Linked DNA regions of Mus musculus: region 1 is linked to region 2. Evidence: chromatin loops called from intact Hi-C (ENCODE). Cell type or tissue: heart. All regions are shown on one strand. Links, peaks and the distances in the headings refer to the core of each region. The heading gives the core; the rest is flanking DNA.

What was found. A loop is a pair of places that touch in the nucleus more often than their neighbours do. Peaks named below come from ENCODE experiments on the same cell type or tissue, not always from the same donor. Only the 100,000 strongest peaks of a DNase experiment are listed, where the experiment ranks them.
Region 1: a loop joins it to region 2, with 1.9 times the contacts of the local background. A loop is called at or near these places in 4 of 42 quality-filtered maps.

The regions. Positions count from the first base shown.
Region 1 is chr15:99,870,224-99,882,046 of GRCm38, reverse strand. Lima1 (LIM domain and actin binding 1) reads left to right here and starts at 6,591. Exons shown (of 11, transcript NM_001113545.1): 1 at 6,591-6,714. It also overlaps the pseudogene Gm18095. In heart, for the core only: no CTCF peak of the experiment used is centred there; DNase peaks (open chromatin) are centred at 6,506 and 7,236; H3K4me3 peaks cover 1,554 bases; H3K27ac peaks cover 1,121 bases.
Region 2 is chr15:99,795,371-99,807,193 of GRCm38, reverse strand. Lima1 (LIM domain and actin binding 1) reads left to right here. Exons shown (of 11, transcript NM_001113545.1): 6 at 623-771; 7 at 4,982-5,083; 8 at 10,395-10,452. Gm25897 (a small nuclear RNA gene) reads left to right here and starts at 4,068; the gene lies at 4,068-4,174. RefSeq lists an enhancer at 1-118. In heart, for the core only: CTCF peaks have their summits at 3,940 and 6,188 (motif pointing right); DNase peaks (open chromatin) are centred at 3,793 and 5,103; H3K4me3 peaks cover 1,083 bases; H3K27ac peaks cover 2,265 bases.

The DNA.
Region 1 (11,823 bases), core at 2,627-10,626, 74 kb before region 2:
ATTGGAGCTGTAAGCCCACCAGAGAGATACATGGACACTCACTTGTAAAACTGATTAGAGAGACTTTATTGCTAGACAGCCATTGCTTGGGGAACTATCCTACACTGAGCAGCCCCAATTCTTACAGTCTTTTGTCTTTTATTGCGCAAAACCCAGATCCTGGTTGACATACTTTGGTTAGCATCAATAGTGAGAAGCAAAACTACAGAAGCCCCAAAGCAAGGTTAGTACATTTAGAGACTTCCCTGAATCCTGGAACTATGAACCAAGGTTTTTAGGTTTCTGCTCCCATTTTGGCGCTGTTAGGCCTTATGTTCTGGTTTTAAGGTCAAAATGGCATCACAAATATGGTGTAAGTTGTGTGACAGCCTGGGGGGGTGGGGCGCTGTTACACAGCTACTCCAGTATTAGTAGTTATTATACAAGCATCATTAATTAAAACATATAATTAAGTTCACTTTCCAAATACTTATACTAAATTTCAATTATTTGGTTTGGTTGTTTCATTGAGGCAGAGTCTCTTGCAGCCCCAGGATGCGTTAAACTCATGAGGTAGCCAAAAGTGCCCTATAATTCTCCTCCTCCCGTCTCCTGGGTGTTGGAATTACTGGCTTGTGCTACCATGCCTGGCTTGGATATTCACTATTGAAGCCATGTGCTTTTCAGTTTTCAAAGACTGTTTGTTTTCATCCTCTTCCTCCTCTCCATTTTGCTTAAGTGACTGCAAACCAGTTTATGACCATGTTGTTCCAACCAAGTATAGTGGCCTGAGCAGTATACAGTACGCAGTATATAGTATACAGTATAGCAGTATATAGCGGGAGCTGCAGATAGTCCTCAGAGGCTGGCCAGGAACTCCAGTCTTCACTCAGGAAGTTGTAGGTAAGCACAGAGCGCAGCTACATTCCTTTGAACTTGTCTGACACCTCTGGTTGAGCAGCAGTGACCTTAGGAGCTGCTGTAGTCTATTTGCCCTGAAACTCCAATATATATATATTCATTCTTTGGGATTAAAAAAAAATTTTTTTTATGCATGTGAGTACATTGTCACTATCTTCAGACACACCAGAAGAGGATATCAGTCCCATTACAGATGGCTGGGGTCAGATGAACATGTGTGACCCACGTACTAACCTTTAGTCACTAAAAGTACTAACCTTGGGATTAATTCCACTATTGGGAATTGAACTCAGGACCTCTAGAAAAGCAGTCAGTGCCCTTGACAACTGAGCCATCTCTCCAGTCCCTGAAACTCCTTGGCTATAGCCTTTCCGGCAGTGGGCTCCTCTTCCTTCTCAGTCTCTTCAGGATCTCCATGGAAATGGAGAGCAGGCATGGCTTCCCATGGGTGCTCACAGGACATGGGGTCACATGTCTGCTATGTGCAGAACTTCTTGGGTTACAGTTTACCCACTGACCTGGGGCTGTTGTGGGGGACAGCAGTGTGTCCACACAGCATGGAGGAGAGAAGGTAGGCAGGTTGACAACTCTGTGAAGAGCTTGTGGTCAGTCCTAGACCAGCCAGCACCAGAAGCTGTAGCTCCTGCAAGGCTGCTTGGATTAGGTTAGTAAAGGTCCCAGGAGTGAACAGTCAGCAACTGACGTGGGTCCAGCGGTAGCTGGCACTCCTGGAGGAGGCAGTGCTGTCAGCAGCGGGTTTTTCAATGGCAGCAGTGACACTAGCCACCACCGGCAGCTCCTCCCAGGTTACCTTCAGATTTATGACGCAGACCTTACAGCTGTCCCTTCCCACCTGGAAGTCAAGGTTGGTGCCACCTGAGTGGGCTCCGGGCACAAGGAATCTGAGGGGTCTTCCTCCATCTGCCGAGCACCAAGGGCTCCAGACAGGGTATGGAAGTTTCCCTTTCAGTTATGACAGGAATCAAGAACAAGTCTGTATTACCGTCCTGGGGCAGCCAGAAAAGGCTAAGGCCACACCGTGGAAGCAGACAGGTTTGATCCTGTGGCACTTGTGAACGTGGGCAGCCACCTCTATTGTCCCTTTTGCTAGCCGATAAAGGCCTATGATAATGATATGTCAGTATTTCTGTCTAGTTTACACTGACCGAAAAGTTGTGAGTTGACTCTTGTAATATAATATTGAATTCTCATAATCTTTCCAAATATCACATTCTAGGGATGTGGTTCAGTGGTAGAGTGTTTGCCTAGCTTATAGGAGATCCTGATCTCTTGAGTACCAGAGAAACAACAGTAAACTGCACTCACGTTCATCCATGCTTCTTTGGTTTTTGTTTTGTTTTGTTTCTGGCACAGACATAGGCATGTCCACGTGAGCAGGCGTATGGAAATCATACAGCAAGTGTATGGAAATCAGAAGACAACTTTCTGGGCTTGATCCTCCATCACGTGGTTCCAGGGTTCAAACCCAAGGCATCAGACTTGGCAGCTAACGCCTTTTCCACTGAGTCAACTTGCTAGCTACAAACTTGGATTTTGTTTGTTTGTTTGAGACACAGTCTCACCATGAAGCCTCAGTTGGCTTGGCACTCACTTTGTAGACCAGGTTGGCCTCCAATTCAGAGAGCCAGCTGCATCTGTCTCCAGGACGCAGGGGCTGAAGACATATGTCACCACACCTGTCAAAAACAATACAAAACACAGCAGTCCGATGCCGGGCTAACTTTAATTCCAGCACCTGAGAAGCAAAGGCAGCTGGAGCTCCGAGTTCAAGACCAGCCTGGTCTACAGCCAGGGCTACACAGAGAAACCTGTCTTGGAAAACCCAAGCCAACAACAACATGTTTTAATAATACTTTTTCCAATGATGTTTAGTCTATGAATAAGTGTTTGATTATTATATGACTCGGCTAAGAAGATGAGTGCTTCTCCTCCAAGAGAATACAGCTCAGATCTGGGCATTGGCGGGCATCTTCATTTAGCTTACTCAGTAAGATAGAAAGAACATTAGAACTCACGCATTGATCAGTGACAACAGTACTGTACGGAAGCATATGGGAGCTTACCAACAGCAGCCCAGTTTCTTGTGCTTCTTACCGCAGTGGCTGCTCTAGCTGCCCTTCCACTCCGATCCGCTTCATTAACATTGTCTCTCCCATATGCAGCTTGCTTCCACGAGTTAAGCCTGAAGCTGAGGGTGTAGTTCAGCTGGTAGAGTGCTTGCGAACACACACAAAACCCTGACTTTGATCCCCAGGACTGCACAAACCACAACAACGGGCTGGAGCCATACCTATACTCCCAGCCCCTGTGGAAACAGGGAGCTCAGAAGGCCAAAGTCATAGCCGGCTACAGGGGAAGTCACAAGACCTTGTCCGCAAATAAATAAAGCTTTATTGGATCACAGCCATGTCCATCCTCTCTGTGTGGTCTGCGGTCACTTTTGTAGTAAGAGATGAATAACTGTTACAGAGACAATGTGTTAGACAAATCTACAATATTTCCTAGTTGACTACTTTGTTTGGGACACTGCCTCCCTGTGTATCCCAGGCTGATCTGGAACTATGTAGCCCAGGCTGGCTTGGAACTCAGGCCTGCTTCTGCCTCTTGAGTGCTGAGATTACAGGAATTTATCACTACAACCTGTTAGTAGTTGGCTTTTTTATATATATATATAAAAAATTTGGGGCTGGTGAGATGGCTCAGTGGGTAAGAGCACCCGACTGCTCTTCCGAAGGTCAGGAGTTCAAATCCCAGCAACCACATGGTGGCTCACAACCATCCGTAACGAGATCTGACTCCCTCTTCTGGAGTGTCTGAGGACAGCTACAGTGTACTTACAATAAATAAATAAATCTTTAAAAAAAAAAAAAAATTTGCTGGCTATTGGTCTAGGAAATGTTTTAAAAGCAATAAATGAAGTCCTGCACGTGGCGTGTGTGTGTGTGTGCTCACGCACACATGGTGTGTGCATGTGTATACCAGTACAGAAATGCGTTGGCACACACACAGAGGTCACAACATGACTTGTAGCAGTTATTCCTGTGTGTCCACAGAGGCTCCCAAGGATGGCACCCAAGCTTGCACCGCAAGCGCTTTTACCAGCTGAGCATCTTGCTGGCCCAAAATTTGATTCTTAAGAATGGTTTTACTAAAAAACTGACTCATAAAATCCTGATAGTTGGGGGGCTGGAGAGATGGCTCAGTGGTTAAGAGCACTGACTGCTCTTCCAGAGGTCCTGAGTTCAATTCCCAGCAACCACATGGTGGCTCACAACCATCTGTAATGGGATCCGATGCCCTCTTCTGGTGTGTCTGAAGACAGCTATAGTTGTACTCATATACATAAAATAAATAAGTAAATCTTTAAAAGGAAATCCTGATAGTTTATCATTAGCACTTGCAAATACAAGCCCCCTGTGGTGTTCTACCACCTATACTTTCAAAAAGGCCCTTTGGGAGTTAAGTTAGTGGTCTAGTAGGAAAGCGGCTGAAACAAGATTTAGAGCCAAAACCCCAACACAGGCTACACATTTTTTTTTTTTTTAGATTTATTTATTTATTATATGTAAGTACACTGTAGCTGTCTTCAGACACTCCAGAAGAAGAAGTCAGATCTCGTTACGGATGGTTGTGAGCCACCATGTGGTTGCTGGGATTTGAACTCCTGACCTTCGGAAGAGCAGTCGGGTGCTCTTACCCACTGAGCCATCTCACCAGCCCCCAGGCTACACATTTTTGTTGTTGTTGTTGCTGCTGTTGCTGTTGTTGTGGAGAATGGACTCCTAATTGGCTCGGTCCTGTGTTTTCTATTGAGGGGATTCCGTATACAACAGAGTGAGTTTGTTGAAGTCCGGTCCCATATTGGTAACACATCCTCTTTAACATTCTCCTGTCCCAGCTGGTTTTGTGTGTCAACTTGACACAGCTGAAGTTATCACAGAGAAAGGAGCCTCCCTTGAGGAAAGGCCTCCATGAGATCCAGCTATAAGGCATTTTCTCAATCAGTGATCAAGGGTACGAGGGCCCATTGTGGGTGGTGACCAGTTCTCAGGCCTTGGATTATTCATGTTTAATGGTGTTAACACAAAATAAGCAGGCCATTAGCCTAAGGTTATTTTTGTACCAGAAAGTCCTTCTAACTGATTAATTCTGAATCGAGACAGCCATTCACAGATAGCCAACCAGTCAATTGGTTATATAACTAGGGAGCTGCCATGTGACCGTATCAAATAAAGCAAAGCCAATATCATTACTTCCTTGTTCGGCTTATGAAGCTCCTTTCCCAAGCTGTTAGAGAAGTTTGCTGATTTCCCGTTTAAAAAAACAAAAACAAAAACAAAACCCTTTTAATCTTCGAATAAAGTTAATTTGCTTCTTTAGTACATTTATCCAGAAATCAGTCTAGGTTAGATTTTTGAATGATATTCTATCCTTGGTGAATGGCTCAATTCCTTAAAACTTGTTCATCAACAGCTTTTTGTAGGTTTCTTGTTTTGTTCCTTTTGGGTTATTCTCACTCTGTAACACTGGACATCCAGGGACTCAAGGCAACCATCCTACCTCAGTTGCCAGGATAAAGGCCACATGTCCTGTGCCCTTTGCCAGTGACTGCTTTAGGAGTTGAACAAATCTTTCTACCACTGGCCCTTATGATACTAATCAACACTCACATGAAAAGCCTCAGAATTCCTTTCGTTTGGTATGTCACTAGACCTCAGGAAAGGATACTATCAAAAGGCTTCGTGCAGAGAGGAATGGTGGTGGAGCCAAGAATCTGAGGGCTGGATGGCCACATGCTATGTCTCCTCATGATCTATTCAGACCCTCACATTCCTAGTGCAGAAACAGAAACAGGTCTTGCAGACACTGTTGAGAAGTGCAAGCCCACTCTAGGGTGTGTGCTACTACCCTTCTCTTAGAGCCTCTTTTAAAAAAGACTTTTATTTAATCTTATTAGTATGTATATGTGTGTGAGTGTGTGATGTGTGTGCAGTTCCTCACGGACGCCAGAAAATGGTATCAGGTTCCCCAGGTGCTGGAGTTACGGGCAGTTTTGTGAGCCAACAGCTCAAAGATCACTTCAGCTACACTGTGAGTTCCAGGCTAATCTCAGCTACATGTGATGACCCTCCTCTGTCTCAAAAGAAAATGAAGGAAAACCACCCGTTGTTGAAAAAAACAAAAAACCAAAAACCAAACAAACAAAACCCATAGCTCTTGGAGAACTTGGACACCACCTACTCTTATCTAATCCTATCCTTTCCTGAGGAAACTCAGGTCCACTGAGGTGAAGTGATCCAATGTAGTCTGAGCCAGGCCTCTTTGGCAGCTCTTTGCAGCACAGGGCATGGCCTCTCTTAAAATACCTTTCCACAGAACTTACCCCGACAGCACCAGGAACTTCCCTGAAGTTGCACTTAGACCAGATTTCTGGGTGAGTCTCAGATCAAACTGCTGCAATCTCTAGTCAGAGAGAGATAGGGTGAGCCAGAAAGGGGACACGACCAAGTTGGAGGCTGACACAGGAGCCACGCCTCCTGCAACACCACCGCTACTAGGGCGACGCTCCGGTCACGAGTTGAACACGCCGCCGGGAGCGAGCACGTTCGCTCCAAGGCCGCGCGGGAGGCGGGAGACGGGCGCGCCTCCGCGGCAGGGGGCGGGGCTCTGAGCGGGGCCGGGGCGGGGCCGCGGAGCTGAAGGTGCTGCAGCCCAGTTGCGACAGGTGCGCTGGGCAGACAGAGCGCAGGACCGTGGCCGTGCAGCGCCGAGCCCCGACGGCTTTCTAGTCAGGTAAGCGCTTCCTCTCGCCTCGCCCTCCGCAGCCTGCATGCGCGCGGAGACCCTGCTGAGCCCCGCACTCTCCCCGCGTATTTTGAGGCGGTGGGTAGCAGGAGCAGGAGGCTCACCCCTTGGGGTCCACGTTGGAGGAGCCTCCCATGCTCCGCCCTCCCTTCTGGGAAGTCCAAGGGACTGAGACTTCGCTGCCTGGGCCCCTGGTCTCGCACGGGATGGAGGGAAAGTGGCATTTCATCAAAAGTTAAAACACCCTCTTAGGGAGGTAATCCTGCCACTCTTTCCTTCTTCCACGCGGCCGTTCCTTTTCCAATTTTTCTCCCGTCCATTCCTCCAGATGAACTCTGGTTAAGACTTAACATCCTTCCGAACAGTTCCTACTTGCTGTGTCCTTCCCAAATCGCTATGGTGTACTTGAGCTGGGATCCACTGCTCACTCGCATCCGTAGGTGTTAATATTAGGTAACTGTACACCCCTGGCCACACACACTGGAGCTCGAAGTCGTGGGTGCTAGGAGCGAACCATCTGGCACCCGTCCTAGCCTTCTTATTGGTGCTCACAACAATGAGTTTAGCTGATCCTGGTGAGAGATACTGATCTGCTATTGTCTTGCAACTAATTCCAGCTCTCAAAAATCTGCCTAATCCAAATGGTTCTGTTGACTTTGCAAGTTAGCCGAAGACTGTGAGGTTATGTTTTTAAGACGTTGACCTTTGGAGGGCAGATCATCCTTGGCACGGAAGTGGGTGAGTGGGCTACTTTGTATCTACATAGTTACTGGTACAAATACCTAGTCCAGTTAGTCTATGGACGACCAAGTGTGATCATGTTTAGACAGCCTTCAAAAAGCTATAGAGTTAGCAGGAAAGAACAACTCCTCCTCAGTCGTTGTCTTCTCCTCCTCCTCTCCCTCCTTTTTCTTCTTCTCTTCCTCTTTCTGCTTCTTCAGAGAATCCCTGACTAGCCTTGAGCTGGCTATCTAGCTTTGGCTGCCTGAAATATGGCTGCCTCTGCATCTTGAATGTTAGGATTAAAGGTGTGCTCCACTGTCCCTGACCTTCAATATATATATATATATATATATATATATATATATATATATATATATATATATATATATATATATATATATATATATATATATATATATATATTTTAAAAATTACCATTTGTGTGATGTGTGTGCATGAATACCAGCCATCGTGCTATGGTAGGCTTGTGGAGGTCAGAGGGCAGCTTATAGGAGTTGGTTCTCTCTAACTTAGGATTTGAGGATCAAACTCTGGTCCTTAGTCTTGTGCAGCAAAGGTTTTCATCTTCTGAGCCATCTTGCCAGCCCAGAGAAGTTCGTTCGTCCTTTCTTTCTTTCTTTCTTTCTTTCTTTCTTTCTTTCTTTCTTTCTTTTCTTCTTCCTTCCTTTCTTTCTTTCTTCCTTACTTTCTTTCTTTCTTTCTTTCTTTCCTTCTTTTGCTTTTTTACATTTATAGTGTGTGCATGCGCGCGTGTGCGCATGCGCCATGGCATGTGCATTGAATGTAGGTCAGATGAGAACTGTGGGGTCTGTTCTTTTCTTCCAGGATTCTTCCTGGAACCCCTGCGGGTTCCAGGGTTTGAACTCAGTGCATCAGGCTTCATGGCAAGCACCTTTTCCCTGATGAGCCATCTTCCCAGCCTGAAAAAGCTTAGCTCTTTTTAAAGGTCTGCATGCACATATATGTGCATTGGTTCAACAAGGTAACATGGTACTAAATTATGTTAGGAATTCTTGAGGGGACAAAACATTTTTTTTCCCAGTGACTTTTATGCCCATTCTTTTGTGGATTCAAAGTTGCAAAAGCTCCTACCCTTAAAGAGCCTACAGTGAGATAGATGGTTAGGCAACACCACAGATACAACCTATAGTATTGGTGAAATCATTTGCTGTTATTGTTTTGGTATTTCTTCTCTCTCTCTCTCTCTCTCTCTCCCTCCACTCGGCCTCGGAAAACCTCCCAATTTACATGGAGGTATCAACCCCTGGGGCATGTGCATGCTAGGGAAGTACCCCATTGCCGTATACTTACACCACTCCAATTTCTTGCCTTGTCTTTGGTCAGTCAACTCTATAGTCTTTTGAAAATGGGATTAGAGCCTGTTTAATTCTCCAGCAATTCAGTAGGTGGGTGGAGCAGTGGTTCTCACTGCTAATGTGTTAGACTCAGAAGCAGAGTTATCAGGTAGTCCCTGATCTGTAAGTAGAGTCACTGGGCCGAGACAGTACGCCGCCCGTCGTCAATGTGAGCAAAGCAGTGCCATTTTGTAAAAATGACCTCATTGTATAACTTTGTTTGACTTGGTACATTCAGGCTTTGTTCCCGACTCTAGTTAAAGGTGGGGCCAAGTTTCAACCTAATAATTGTAGGAAGAGAAGGCTCAGAAGTGAAAATAACTCTATTAACAGTGGAGACACTGTTGGCTGTGGAGGTGCCCTTCAAATGCCTTGTTTTGAATATATTTGTTTTGACTCTGGGTGTAGCTCAGTGGTGGAGAGTGAGTTTAGCATATGTAAGAGGCTGTGTTTAACGCACTCACAGAGTATAAAGCATGTCCTGTCTTATGCCAATTAGGGGGAACTTCTGAGCCTGGGAGGATTCGTTGAGGCGTTTGATGATCTGGTGATCTGAGACTAGTGGTCACCTTTGAAAACTCTTCTTTTGACCATAGGTGTTTTGTTGAGGTTTTGGGATTATGTCTCATGGAGCTCAGCTTCAGGTTGTTATGTAGCAGAGGCTAGACTTGAAGTCCCACTCCTCTTGTGAGCATCCTCCAGAAGACCACACAATGTAGGTGTGGTCTTCACCACCGTTCCTGACTGCTTAACTGTTTAGCAAGGCCCTAATTAATACACAACGGATCGACATGATTTGGTCACTCTTATAGGATCTGTCTTGCCTTTTTGTTTTCAAAGATTTATTTATTTAGTATATGTAAGTACACTGTAGCTATCTTTTAGACACACCAGAAGAGGGCAGATCTCATCTCGGATGGTTGTGCGCTACCATGTGGTTGCTGGGATTTGAACTCAGGACCTTCAGAAAAGCAGTCAGTGCTCTTAACCGTTGCTCTTAACCGCTGAGCCATCTCTCCGGCCCCGTCTTACCTTTTAAGATAAAGGCTTTGAGTTAATAGTGAGTGTGGTAGCTGTCTTACTGGTGTGAGTGGTTAGGCTTAATGAGCATATTTCTTAGATGTTGCTTGGCCTGTCTCCTTTGTGCCCTGGAAAGTGTTTTCTGGAGAAACACTTTTGTAGAAAGTTTTGTAAAGGCATCAGGTTTATTTTGCATTTATTATGTATTTTGAATATCTACAAATTTTTATTGGGATGTTTTAAATATAATTTTAATTTTTCTGAGGGTTCCACCAATCAACTGTAATCAGGTATAGTTAACTTTAAAATTCTATGCCAAAGGCTTGTCAGATACACACACACACACACACCAAAGACTTGTCAGACACACACATACACACACCACACACGCACACACATACACACCACACACAGGCACACACCTGCGAGCACACACACACACACACATAGAGAGAAATATGGGGTGTGGGAGATCACTAGACATCTTTGCTATAAATGAATACTTTACTACATATTGGGGGGGAGAATGTCCCCTTGTTTTAATTTTAAATTAGATTTATTTTGTGTGTGTATGAATGTGTGTGTTGTATGTGTGTGTGTGTAAGTATGTAGGTGTATGTGAGCTTCTGTGTGTTTGTGTGTGAGTGTGTGTGTATATGTATGTGAGTGTATGTGAGTATGTGTGTGAGTGTGTGTATATGAGTGTATGCGTGTATGTTTGTATGTGTGTATATGTATGTCTGTATGCGTCTGTGAGTGTGTGTGTATGTATGTGTATATGTGTGTATATATGTGAGTGTGTGTGTATATGTATGTGAGTGTATGTGAGTATGTGTGTGAGTGTGTGTATATGAGTGTATGTGTGTATGTTTGTATGTGTGTATATGTATGTCTATATGCATATGTGAGTGTGTGTATGCATGTGTATATGTGTGTATATATGTGAGTGTGCGTGTGTATATGTGTGGGTATGTGTATGTGTGTGTGAGAGAGAGTATGTGTGTATATGTGCGAATGCACACCATGGCATGCCTGTGGCTATCAGAGGACAACTTAGGGAATCATTAGCCCTGTCTTCCACAGTGTGGGTCCTGAGGATTGAGTAGGTTGCCATGCTTGATGCCAGGAACCTTTACCTCCTGCGGCATCAAGCTGCGGCATCAAGCTGGGCTCCAGTTTCCAAGCTTTCTTCATTCCATGTTACCGCAGGATAGGTGACTTTCGTTTCAATGGAAGAGTGCTCATTCTACAGGTAGAAAATGCTTAGCTTTGTCCCTAACCTAATTTATGCAAGAAGAGACTAACTGCCGGGCATGGTGGCGCACACCTTTAATCCCAGCACTCGGGAGGCAGAGGCAGGCGGATTTCTGAGTTCGAGGTCGGCCTGGTCTACAAAGTGAGTTCCAGGACAGCCAGGGCTACACAGAGAAACCCTGTCTTGAAAAACCAAAAAAAAAAAAAAAGAGAGAGACAAACCTCTAGAAGATTGCTGGGGTCTTTAACTGTGCTTTCTATAGGAAGGTAAAACACTCCATTGCAGACTGTGCACAGTAACCTCAAGGTGCGCTAAGTCACTTAACACAGGCTCTTGAGGCTTCTAGTAACAAATTAGTGGCTTTATGTAGTTTCTGCTTTATTATCGAGGTTGAGGTTTTTTGGTAAATGGTACCTTTAGAGGGATCGTCCCAATGTTCTGTTCTGTGGCTGGGTGTAAAAGGTCTGGGAGTCAAAAACATCTTTAGGATTTATTTTTATCTTTGACTATGTGTACACCTGGGGTGGGGCAGTTGCGCATGGGAATACGGGTGCCCAAAGAGGCCAAAAGCATCAGATTTCCCCAGATCTAGATTTATAGGCTGTTTCAGGCTGCCTGATGTGGGTACTGGGAATGGAGCCTGGGGCCTCTGGAAGGAAGAGCTTAAAGGTTCTTAACCACTGAGCATCTCTCCAGACTCAAATTATTTGGTGACTGAATGAA
Region 2 (11,823 bases), core at 1,625-9,624:
CAAAACCCTGAGTTTGAGTCTCAGCACCACAGAAAAATAAGGAAATAAAAATTTTTTAAATTGTGTGTGTGTGTAGTGTACAAAAGTACAACTGTGGTAAAGGTGATCCTTCAATGTTAGGAAAGTGAGTGAATTAAAGTTACCTTATGAAAGATAATTATGGGGGCTGGAGAGAGGGCTCAGTGGTTAAGAGCACCAACTGCTCTTCCAAAGGTCCTGAGTTCAAATCCCAGCAACCACATGGTGGCTCACAACCATCTGTAAGATCCGTGCCCTCTTCTGGTGTGCTTGAAGACAGTAACAGCACACTCATATACATTAAATAAATAAATAAATAAATCTTTAAAAAGAAAGATAATTATATTTCTGATTTTCTTTTTGTGTGTGCTTTTGGTTGTTGGTTTTGTTTCTTGTTTGGTTTTTAAACAGGGTCTCACTCTGTAGCCTAGGTTGGCCTTGAACATGTGACACTCCTGCCTCAGTCTCCCCAGTGCTGGGATTACAGATGAGAGCTACTACACCTTCTACTTCTAATAGAAAAAGCTAGGCATTAGATCGTAGTCACTCGGGACTTAGAATCCCTTTTGTCCTCTAACAAAGGGTGTTATTTCCACACTTCCAGGTCATTTGTCTTCCTCTGCATTCAACTCGGAGAAAAACGAGAGTAAGAGGAATCTGGAGCTGCCACGCCTCTCAGAAACCTCCATAAAGGACCGCATGGCCAAGTACCAGGCTGCAGTGTCCAAGCAGAGCAGCCCAGCCAGCTACACAGTAGGTGTCCTGCACCAATGCACCGTCCTTATTCATTCCTCCAGCCAGCCCACAGAACTTGCAGCTAGGAAATGCCTGGGGGGGGGGGGGGCTGACCTCTGACACACTTCTCATAAGCCCCACCCCTCTGCCATAGCCATTTTCTGGTCTTGATTCTGCTCTGCCAGCTCATGCACATTCGGACCTGGCTCATTTTCCGTGATGTCACCCACTGTGATATCAAGATGAGCCTCTCCTGGCTCATCTGCTGGGCTTTGTCATTGTTGCCGAGGAAGGAACGCTATTTCATTAGCTTTTTGTTTTGGTTTTTTTTCTTTTTCTTTTGGTTTTTTTGAGACAGGGTTTCTCTGTGTAGCCCTGGCTGTCCTGGAACTCACTTTATAGACTAGGCTGGCCTCGAACTCAGAAATCCGCCTGCCTCTGCCTTCCAAGTGCTGGGATTAAAGGTGTGCGCCACCACTGCCCAGCTCATTAGCTTTAATAGGAACATCTATTATGAGCCTTCCTTTTGGTTTTGTGGTGGGTGCTCAGGCCTTTGCATATGCTAGGCCAGCATGCTGCATTGGGCTATATCTTCATCTCACTTCCCTTTTCAAGAGCATCATAGGAAATATGAAAACCAGTAAGTGCATTGAGCATTGATGTGGAGTATTTTTAAGTTTTTCACTGAAATATTGTTCATGTAATATAAAATCACCATTTTATTGGAAGCACGGGCTAGCTAAGGATGCATCTCAGAGGTAGAGCCTTTGCCTAGCTTGCTTGAGGCCCTGGGTCTGATTCCTAGCTCCACAGGGGGGAAAAAAATCCAAGTCCACACTTTGGAGATTTAAAGTATATTCATAAGGTTGTACAACTATCACTGCTTTCTTAAGTCCAGAACCTTTCTGACATCCCCCAAAGCAATTCCTTATCCGTCAGTCACCCACTAATTTGCTTCCTGCCTTCCTGGACCGGCACAGCCTAAGCATTTCATGTGAAGATTCTGTGCGAGCCGGGACTGTGGCTCCGTGGTGCGGCATTGGCCTAGCATGCCTGAGGCTCAGGATTTCATTCCCAACATAAGGGAGTTCTATGTGGTCTACTCAGTCTTTATTCCTTATGATGTCATGCTTTCCTGCAGAGGAAGAACGGTGTGTTAGCAAGAGGGGACTGGGACTGACTGGAAGATGGCATCCTTGATGAGTGGAAAGTTCAGTATTCCACGTCTCCCAACCCCGTAACGCCAAGAATCAAAGCACATATATGTAAACGCTCTTCTACTCGGTCACACCCCGGCCCCCAACCCTGTCATCCTTGTCTGCTGTCTTGGAACTCACTCTTGTAGACCAGGCTGATCTGGAACTGGGAGATCTGCCTGCCTCTGCCTCCAGAGTGGTGGGATTAAAGGTTAAGACATGATTTTACTCTGTGACCCAGTCAGTCTAGTCTCGCCTTAAATACACAGAGCTCTTCTTGCCTCAGCTTCCCTCCCTCCCTCCTTCCCAAGTACTGAAATGACTGAAGCACATCCTTGTCTGTCTTCTTTTTTTTTTTTTTAAGATTTATTTATTCTATATATGTGAATACATTGTGGTTCTCCTAGGACACACCAGAAGAGGGCATCGGATCCTATTACAAATGGTTGTGAGCCACCATGTGGTTGCTGGGAATTAAACTCAACTTCTAGCCCAACTTCTTATTTATTTATTTATTTATTTATTTATCATATAAGTACATTGTAGCTGTCTTCAGACGCACCAGAAGAGGGAGTCAGATCTCACTACAGATGGTTGTGAGCCACCAGGTGGTTGCTGGGATTTGAACTCAGCACCTTCAGAAGAGCAGTCAGTGCTCTTAACCACTGAGCTGTCTCTCCGGCACCCCCTGCCCCCAACTTCTCATTTTTAAAGGATACATATGTTTATTCCTTCTGTGATTTCAGAACATAATATCTATTAATGGCCAAAGGTCTTAACAAAGCCAGAAGAATACTGAGTTTTATTTGTTCCTGGACAGATACAAGTTCATAATGCATATTCCAGAAATTAGAACTTTTCTCCCCACAGTAGTACCGAAGGACTAATTCTCCGAGGATTTTTCTTTCTTTTTCTTTCGTGATTGATTAAAATCACGGCTTCACACCTCCTAGACGAGAACACACCCTCCTCCCTTACTCCGGTTCTTCTCAGTAGCTTTAGTGAGAGACGGTATGTGTGCGCGGATACAGAGAAACCCCATGGTTTCCTGAGTATGAGAAGTGAGTGGAGTTAGGCTTCCCTTAGAACATAGATCCAGAGATGCGGAGCTTTGCTTCCTGCCTCTTACTGGAGGTGTCTGTCTGTGCCTTCCTACTGCAAACAAAAATTCCAGGTGACTCCTCTGGTAGGAGAACCCGTTCAGTGACCTTGGTTTTTTTGTTTGTTTGTTTTGTTTTGTTTTGTTTTGGCATTTTGTACACTGGAAGGAGCAGCAGGCCTGACGGTAGCAAAGCATCCTCCCGATGACCTGGCCGGGGTTTCGTTCATTTTTAAATGGTCTGCTTTATCCCAGGCTGACCTCAAACTGCCTGTGTAGCCAAGCCTGGGTTTTGAACTCCAGATCCTCCTGCCTCCAGCTCCCAGCTCTCAGCTTGTGAGACCACACCTGGTTTTATGGGTGCTGGGGATGGAACCCGGGGCTTTATATATGCCAGGCAAGGCAAGCTCTCTACCAGCTAAGCTATACATCCTTAGCTCCCCCTTAAAATGGAACAAAACCTCAAGGGTGTAGCAGTGTAGATGGATGATCATTTGAAGTCATTTCCCGGGCAGCCATGCTGCAGAGATCTTATCTCTAAATAAGTACTCCCGGGAGGGTTGAGAAATCTTTGGAAATTCTTGTGAAAAGTACGTTTTATCTCATCCTCAAAGAATGTCTCTAATTCCTCACAGGACACAACTGTCCTCAGCAGCAGCTTAGAGGGGAGCTCAGAGTCAGGCAGGCAGGCAGGCAGGCAGGCAGACAGACAGTAAGTTAGTGCAGTCCGGCAGCCTGCAGTCTTTCTAATAGGCACCCTTCCAGAGCAGAGACTGCCCACTCTGGAGTAGCTGACTGTAGCAATCTCACCCCGCCCACTTTGGTTAACCCTGCGGCTTTACATGGCTTCCTTCCTCCTGAGCCTAAAGACTCAGAGAGAGGGTCTGGAAATGTAGCCCAGTCAGTGTAGCCTAGTGCACAGTCTTAATTTTAACCACCAGGGCCACATCAAAGAAACTAAATGCAGTGACGCTCTAGCGCTTGAGAGGTGTAGCCAGGGGGATCAAAAATTCAGAGTTGCGCTAGCTTCAGCAGCACATATACTAAAATTGGAATGATACAGAGAAGATTAGCCTGGCCCCTGCGCAAGGATGACACCAAATTTGCAGAGTTATCCTTGGCTATATAGTAAGTCTGAGGCCAGCACGAACTACGTGAGAGCCTGTCAGAAAGAGAAAAGGGACGTGGGGGCACAGTAGAGGTAGGACAAGTCCATCTTCATCTCCCCCTTGGTTGATTTTATTTTGAATTAGTAAATTAGTTCACATCCTACTCCGAGTTCTCACTGCAGCACAAATACATGGGGTTTGGTTTATTTTTTTAATGTTGAGGTTCTGTTATGAAATACTGGTCAAAGTGTGTTTTTATGAATCTTATGAGAAAAACTTGCTTCCGAAAGCTCCGTAGAAAAAGAGTGTTTATGGTATCACTTGGTGTAATTGCAGTTTTTTATATGTATCCATCATCCCTGTCTTTCTTTCCAGGCCGGGCATTTGTATCTATGGTCAGTATATTTTCTTAATTATTGGCACTTGGCATCCTCTCTCTCTGCTCCAGAATGGTCTTTTCTGGATAACACTCACAGGCTTTTGCACTTTCACAAGCTGTGCTGCTAGAAGAGAGAATCACGAGAATGTGGTGTGTGCTGGGGGCGGCCGGGGGTGGGGGGTCCATCCACGTGGGTGTGTCTGTCTTCTGATGAGCATCCAGTTTGAGACAGGCACAGAGATATTTAACTCCGAGGTATGCGTCCGCACGGCTGCTTTGGTCGTTTCACTGGTCAGCGGGTTTGCTTGTGACGGGGGTTTGATTTGACCCGAGTTCTAGGAAGAAGAATGCGTTCTTTTAACGTGCCACGTCTGTCTGAAGGATGGCTGTGCAGAGACTGGGATGGTAGGCGTTTTGAGTTGACGGGTTATTTTTTATTTTGTAGAATGAGCTGAAAACCAGTGAAAGCAAAACTCATAAATGGGAACAGAAGGAGAATGTGCCCCCAGGTCCCGAGGCCTGCAGCGTCCATCAGGAAGGAAGCAAGGTAGGTCGGCACGCCGGTGTCCAGTCGCCAGGGAGGCATGTGTTCTAAATTAGGTGGTTAAAATTAGAAAGTCTGACTCTAGGCTGCAGCGTCTAGGAATTTGGTGGCAGCTGCCAGGGCAGATTGTCATTTTTGCAGGTCACATAATTTCAGTTAGGAAGCTTTGCAGTTTATAGCTGACCAAGTAATGAGTCTTCACTGGAAAATTGTTTTGCTCAGCAAATGCCCAGAAAGCAAAAAACTAAAGCCGTTTATAAAACCCTGACCAGAGATGTAATTTTTATTTTTGAAAACTTGTTTGAGATTTACTTTATTGAATGTGTATAATGGTTTGCCTGGTTGTGTGTATGTGTACCGTGTGAGTGGCTGGTGCCCTCAGAGTCAGAGGAGGAGTTACAGATGTGGGTCCGCTGCAAGAACAGCAAAGGCTTTAAACCTTCAATCCATCTCTCCAGCCCTGAGATATTATCTTTAAAGCACCCAGGTATACTTCTTAAATATATACTTAAAGCCGGGCGTGGTGGTGCACGCCTTTAATCCCAGCACTCAGGAGGCAGAGGCCGGTGGATTTCTGAGTTCAAGGCCAGCCTGGTCTACAGAGTTCCAGGACAGCAGGACAGCCAGGGCTATACAGAGAAACCCTGTCTCAAAAAACCAAAATATATATATATTTAAAGGGTTGGGTTTGTGGGTTTTTTTGTCTTTTTTTTTTTTTTTAAAGAATTATTTATTTATTTTTAAGTACATTGTAGCTGTCTTCAGACACTCCAGAAGAGGGCATCTGATCACTTTACAAGATGGTTATAAGCCACCACAAGATGGTTGTGAGCCACCGTGGGGTTGCTGGGAATTGAACTCAAGACCTCTGGAAGAACAGCCAGTGTTCCTAACCACTGAGCCATCTCTCCAGCCTGCTTGTTTTGTTTTAAATTTGTTTTCAGATCTTTGTTGCTCAGGCTTATCTTGAACTTGTACATTCCAGCAGTCCTCCTGCCTCAGCCTTTTAAATCACCGAGACTACAAGCTTTTGACATTACTCTTTAAAAAAAAATTTTTTTTTAATTATTTATTTATTGAGTGCTCTATTTGCATATACACCTGCATGCCAGAAGAGGGCATCAGATTCCATTATAGATGGTTGTAAGACCCCCATGTAGTTACTGGGGATTGAACTCAGGACCTCTGGAAGATCAGACAGTAGTACTCTTAACCGTTGAGCTATCTCTCCAGCCCTTGACAACACTCTTATTTGTTTGGTCTTGGCTTTGCTACAGTAGTGATTAACCCAAGGCAGTGCGCACACTAGGCAAGTGTTCTACTACTGAGTTACATCTCCAGGGCTCACTCGAGGCCGTTTAGAATCCTAGGCGGTTTGTTAAGAAGCATAGGAAATGCAAAGCTTAGAAACTAAAGGCCGGGCCAACCAGTCAGCTTCCCAGAGAAGGGCTGTGCAGGCAAAGCTGAGGACCTGAGTCCAATCCCCAGCACTAGCACCATGGAAGGAGAGATTCAACTCCTGCAAGAGAGATCTGACCTCCCAGTGTGTGCTGTAGTATGTCCTCACTCCACACATATAACAATTAATTAACATAATGGGGGCTAAACGAAAGGCTAAGCCAGGTACAGTAGCAAATACCAGTAACCCTAGAAGCAATGAAGGAAGCAAAGACCAGAGAAGCGTGAGTCTGTTTAAAACAGAAAAATAGCGGGGGCTGGAGAGATGGCTCAGAGGGTAAGAGCACTGACTGCTCTTCCAAAGGTCATGAGTTCAAATCCCAGCAACCACATGGTGGCTCACAACCATCCTTAATAAGATCTGATGCCCTCTTCTGGTGTGTCTGAAGACAGCTACAGTGTACTTAGATATAATAATAAAATAAATCTTTAAAAAAAAAAACAGAAAAATAGCACACAAACCTTTATTCTTATTCAGATTCTCCCTCCCTCCCTCCCCTCTTCTCTCTCTCTCTCTCTCTCTCTCTCTCTCTTTCCCTTCCTCCCTCCCCTCCCCCACTTCCTCCCCAAGCCATGTGGCCTTCATGTGCAGGAACACTATCAGGCTAGCCCTCCAGCATGTTAACTATCAAGAATCATTATGGTAGGTTCCCTGCGAGATGGTAGGGCCAAGGAGTTCAGAGCTAGCTAAACTGACTTCTTCAGGAAAATGGTGTCTGAGCCACGCCTTGAGGAATGTGCAGGAATAGGCCAAGGGTGTGGAGAAGTGGCATTTTAAAAGAAGAAGAAGAAGAATAGACACACGCAGGCATAGCTGAGTGCAGAGACCTGGACTGACCTCTTAGGAATGGCTGTTTGATTGATTTGGCATTCGCGTAAATAGTCAGGAATGAGAGACAGGCAGAAGGAAGAGGCCAGGGCAAGATCTGGAAAAGCCTTCTAGGCCGATCAGACATCGGTGGGAAGGCATGGGGACTGTTTCAGCAAATCACAATTAGAGGGACAACTTAGTTGTAGCAGGTAACAACTTTATGTAGACAGCATACTTGGCAACCATAGACTCCTCAAATCAATGTCAGACTGGGCTGGAGAGATGCCTCCATAGCTAAGAGCACTGGCTGTTCTTCAGAGGATCAGGGTTCAATTCCTAGCCCCCACATAGCAGCTCACAACTGTGTGTAACTCCAATTGCAGGGGAGCCAGCACCCTCTTCTGAACATACATAGTGCACATACATACATGCAGGCAAAGCACTCCTACATAGAAAATAAAAGGATCTTATAATAAGATAAACAATAAACTGTATAAGTGGGCTCTTCTTCTTTCTTTCTTTTTTTAAATGTTTTTGAGACAAGTTCTCTCCCTGTAGTCGTGGATGGCTTGGAATTGCTGGGTAGACTAGGCTAGCCTGAAACTTACAGAGATATGTCTGTCTCTGTCTCTTGACTGCTGAGACTAAAGGTGTAGTTCCCCATGCCTGCCTAGTGAAAGCTGTTTCTCAAATATAACCAGCAGATATGTTTGGAATTTTCCTTATAGTCTGTAAATTAAAAAAAAAAAAAAAATCCGCAGCATTGAAATGCCTCCCTGCTTTGTTACCTAAGGGGCGTCTCTGAAGAAATACTTATCTGGAAAATCATGGTCACGTGGTTTTAATTCTGTGTTTTGTGCTTAATTCCTGATTGTCCTCCTGCTGGTTTGATTTGAAATGAGAACTCTAGGCTGAACGGCAAGATCAGAACATTTTAATTACAGCCTAAAGGAGCACGGGGTGCAGTGAATCATAACTGGGAGAGTGGGTGGGGAGGGAAGGGGCAGAGAACAGATACTCTTCCCGCACGACCTGTGAGTCTGCGAACATGACTGTGTCCAAGTCTGTGGGATTTCAGAGCCTTGGTGCGCACCTCGCCACCACGTGCTAAGCAGTGCCTAAGCACAGTTTTAAACTTCGGTCTGCTGCAAAAGGACTCTGGTGCTATAGGAGCTGTTCTTTAAGAAAGCAAAACAGACACACACACACACACACACAAGTGGGAGGGGGCGATATTTATCCTTTGGGAATGGAAGACTGCCTTGGATCATCTGGAACCGCTACGTGGTTGCTGGAAATTGAGCCCAGGTCTTATGAAGGAGCAGCCAGTGCTCGTAACTGCAGAGCCACCTCTGCAGCCCCAAGGAAACTTTCTTGAAATACCATGCTTTGTCAAGCTGCTATTCTTCCTTCAAGGAGATGTCTGAGCATGGTCTCCGATACTCCTGCCTGGAAGTTTCTGAGTTCATGACCTCTGTCTGCCGGTGGGCAGTGATGTCAGCGTTACGTGTACCCCCACAGGTTCAAGGGGACCGGATTCAAGGGGAGAGAATATCCCAGGAAAGGTGTACCTACAGATTCTCAAGAGCTGAGCATCTTGTTTGGTTTTGGTTTTGGGTCACAGGGTCTCATGTAGCACAGGCTGTGTTAGCAAGGATGACCCTGAATTTCTGGCCCCTCCTCTCTCTGTGGTTTCTCAAGTGTTGAGATTACGGGCATGTGCCAACCTGCCAGCAGGAATGGCCTCTTTATAACCAAGCACGGCTTTCAGAGAAAAGTATTTCATGTCATCAAATGAAATGCTGCATGTGAGGCCATCAGTGCGATACTTGGCATATAGTAAACACTCGCTAAACGTCAACTGTGATTTTTCTGATTTATCCTCTGCCAAGGCAGAATTCCTGTAGTGAAAAGAGACTGGGGGTGGGAGGGGGGGAATGCTGGCATTCAGGTGTGGTCGGCCAGCCACCTAGTCTCCATTGTGAATGTATTCAGCTCATTAAAGACCTTGATATATATATACTTAAAAATAAAAGTGATATATATATATATACACTTTTATGTAAAGTTGATGGCTTCTGAGGAAGAGATATATACCTCTACATAGGGTCTGCTTCTTGTTTAAAAAAAAAAAAAACTGGAAGTTTTTTGTTGGTTTTTATTGTTCTTCCCCAACCTGATCCCACACAGACACACACACACCAACCCCGACCCTTCACCAAGGTATGGCAGTGTTTTGGTCTGTTTTCCCATACACACACACACACACACACACACGCACACGCACGGGCGCGCGCGTGTGTATGTCTATACACCATGTTTGTTCCTGACACCTGAAGTGGTCATAAAAGGTTGCTGGATCCCCTGAGACTAGAGTATTGTATTGATGATTGTGAGACACCATGTAGGTGCTGGGAATTAAATCTGAGTCTTTAAAATGAGCCCACTCTCCAAGACTGGCTCTGCTCCCCTCCCCTCCCCTCCCCTCCCCTCCCCTTCCCTCCCCTCCCCTCCCCTCCCCTCTAAGACATGGTATACTGTAGCCCAGGTTATCATCAAACTCACAACATAGCAGGGGGTTATCTTCAACTCCTGATTCCCCTGCCTCCACCTCCCAAGTCTCAACCTTTCCATAAAAAACAGGAAAATAAGAGTAAGAATAACCCCTGGGTTTAAATACTTTCCTTTCCCTTGCCACGGAGTGTACTTGGCGCCATCTGAGGGGGGGTTGTTCTTAATGCCGGGGGGGGGGGGTGTTCTTCCTAAGATATGGCGTGAAAGTTCTTTATGAGGGAGATGATACCGGCTTGGCAGCTGAGTGCTGTCTGCTCTAGTGTTCCTCTGTAATTGAGAGGCACGTTAATATCCTCATAAAAGACATTTTGCTGCCTGTTGTTTAAATGCTCAGCTGTTCTGGGGCCGTTACTTCCCTGCAGGCTGCCAGTGACTAACTGGAGTCAGCAGGATTTTATGGAACTGGCACCGGTTTGCGCTTGTATTTTTAATGCGCTTCTTAATCCTCCTTAATCTTTTTTATTCTTGTAGGTTTCTACAACTGAGAATAGTCTAGTGGCCCTCTCTGTCCCTGCTGAAGATGACACCTGTAAGCATTTGCTCCGAGCTCTGTGGCGGGGTCCTCCTCCCCCTGCTATCGTCTGTAGAGAATGTACCAAACCTAGCAACCAATCTCATCAGGGTCTGGGTGCTAAGGGCTGGTGCTGGAACACCCTTCACACATTCATAGTTTAGGGAGAAGTTAAACACTGTTAGCCAGCAGTGGTGGCACACACCGGTAACCCCAGCATTAGGAAGGGTGAGGCAGGCAGATCTCTGTGAGTTCAAGACCAGCCTGGTCTACAGAGTGAGTTCTACAGAGTGAGTTCCAAGACAGCCAGGCCTACACAGAGAAACCTCATCTTGAAAAGCCAAAAAGAAAAAGAAATTAAATATGGTTAACATGAGAGAAAAAGAATATTTTAATTTTTGAGGTTTTCATTTATTGTGCATGGGTGTTTGCCTGAAATACATTTGTGTACCACAAGCCTGTAGTATCGATCAAGGCCAGAAGATGGCATTAGATCCCTTGGGTCTGGAGGAGTAGCCAGCACTCTTAACTGCTGGGCCATTGCTCCAGCCCTCACTGAAAGAATATTTTTAACAACACTTCTCTCATTGAACTTATCCTGTTTCTGTACCAGACTCTTCCAAGTCCGAAGCTACATAAGCAGATCTTGACGTTTTACTTTGACAGAGGTTGTTCAAGAGAGATGGATTAATTTTGGAAGAACATTTTAAAGGCCTAAGGATTTTTTTCTACTTAAGTGCTAAATTTTCATACTTTTATCCTGTTTTGGAGTATTTTAAGCCTGATTTCTCAAAGATAAAAGGTTTGAGAGATGGCTCGGCGTTAAAGAGTACTGTCTGCTCTTTCAGAGGTCCTGAGTTCAATTCCCCGCAACCACACGGTGGCTCATAACCATCTGTAATGGGATCTGACGCCCTCTTTTTGTGTGTGTATATGAAAACGGATACAGTGTACTCATATATAAATAAAAATAAATACATTTTTAAAAAAAGGTTTGGGGTTGACTTGGCTCTTACCACCTCTGATTTTCTTTTTCTTTTTTTTTTTTTGTTTTTTGTTTTTTTTTTTTTTGTTTTTTTGTTTTTCGAGACAGGTTTTCTCTCTGTAGCCCAGGCTGGCCTAGAACTCACTTTGTAGACCAGGCTGGCCTCAAACTCAGAAATCTGCCTGCCTCTGCCTCCCGAGTGCTGGGATTAAAGGTGTGTGCCACCACGTTCGGCCCGCCCGCCATCTCTGATTTTGACCACGGTTTCACTACACACTGGAGCTCACTGTGTAGGTTGATCTATCCTGCCTCCCAGACCTACGTGGGCCACACGCTTATGATACTGGGACCACTTCTGATTCTAATATTTAGGGACTCCCTCTGAAGCCCTGGCTGTCCTGGAA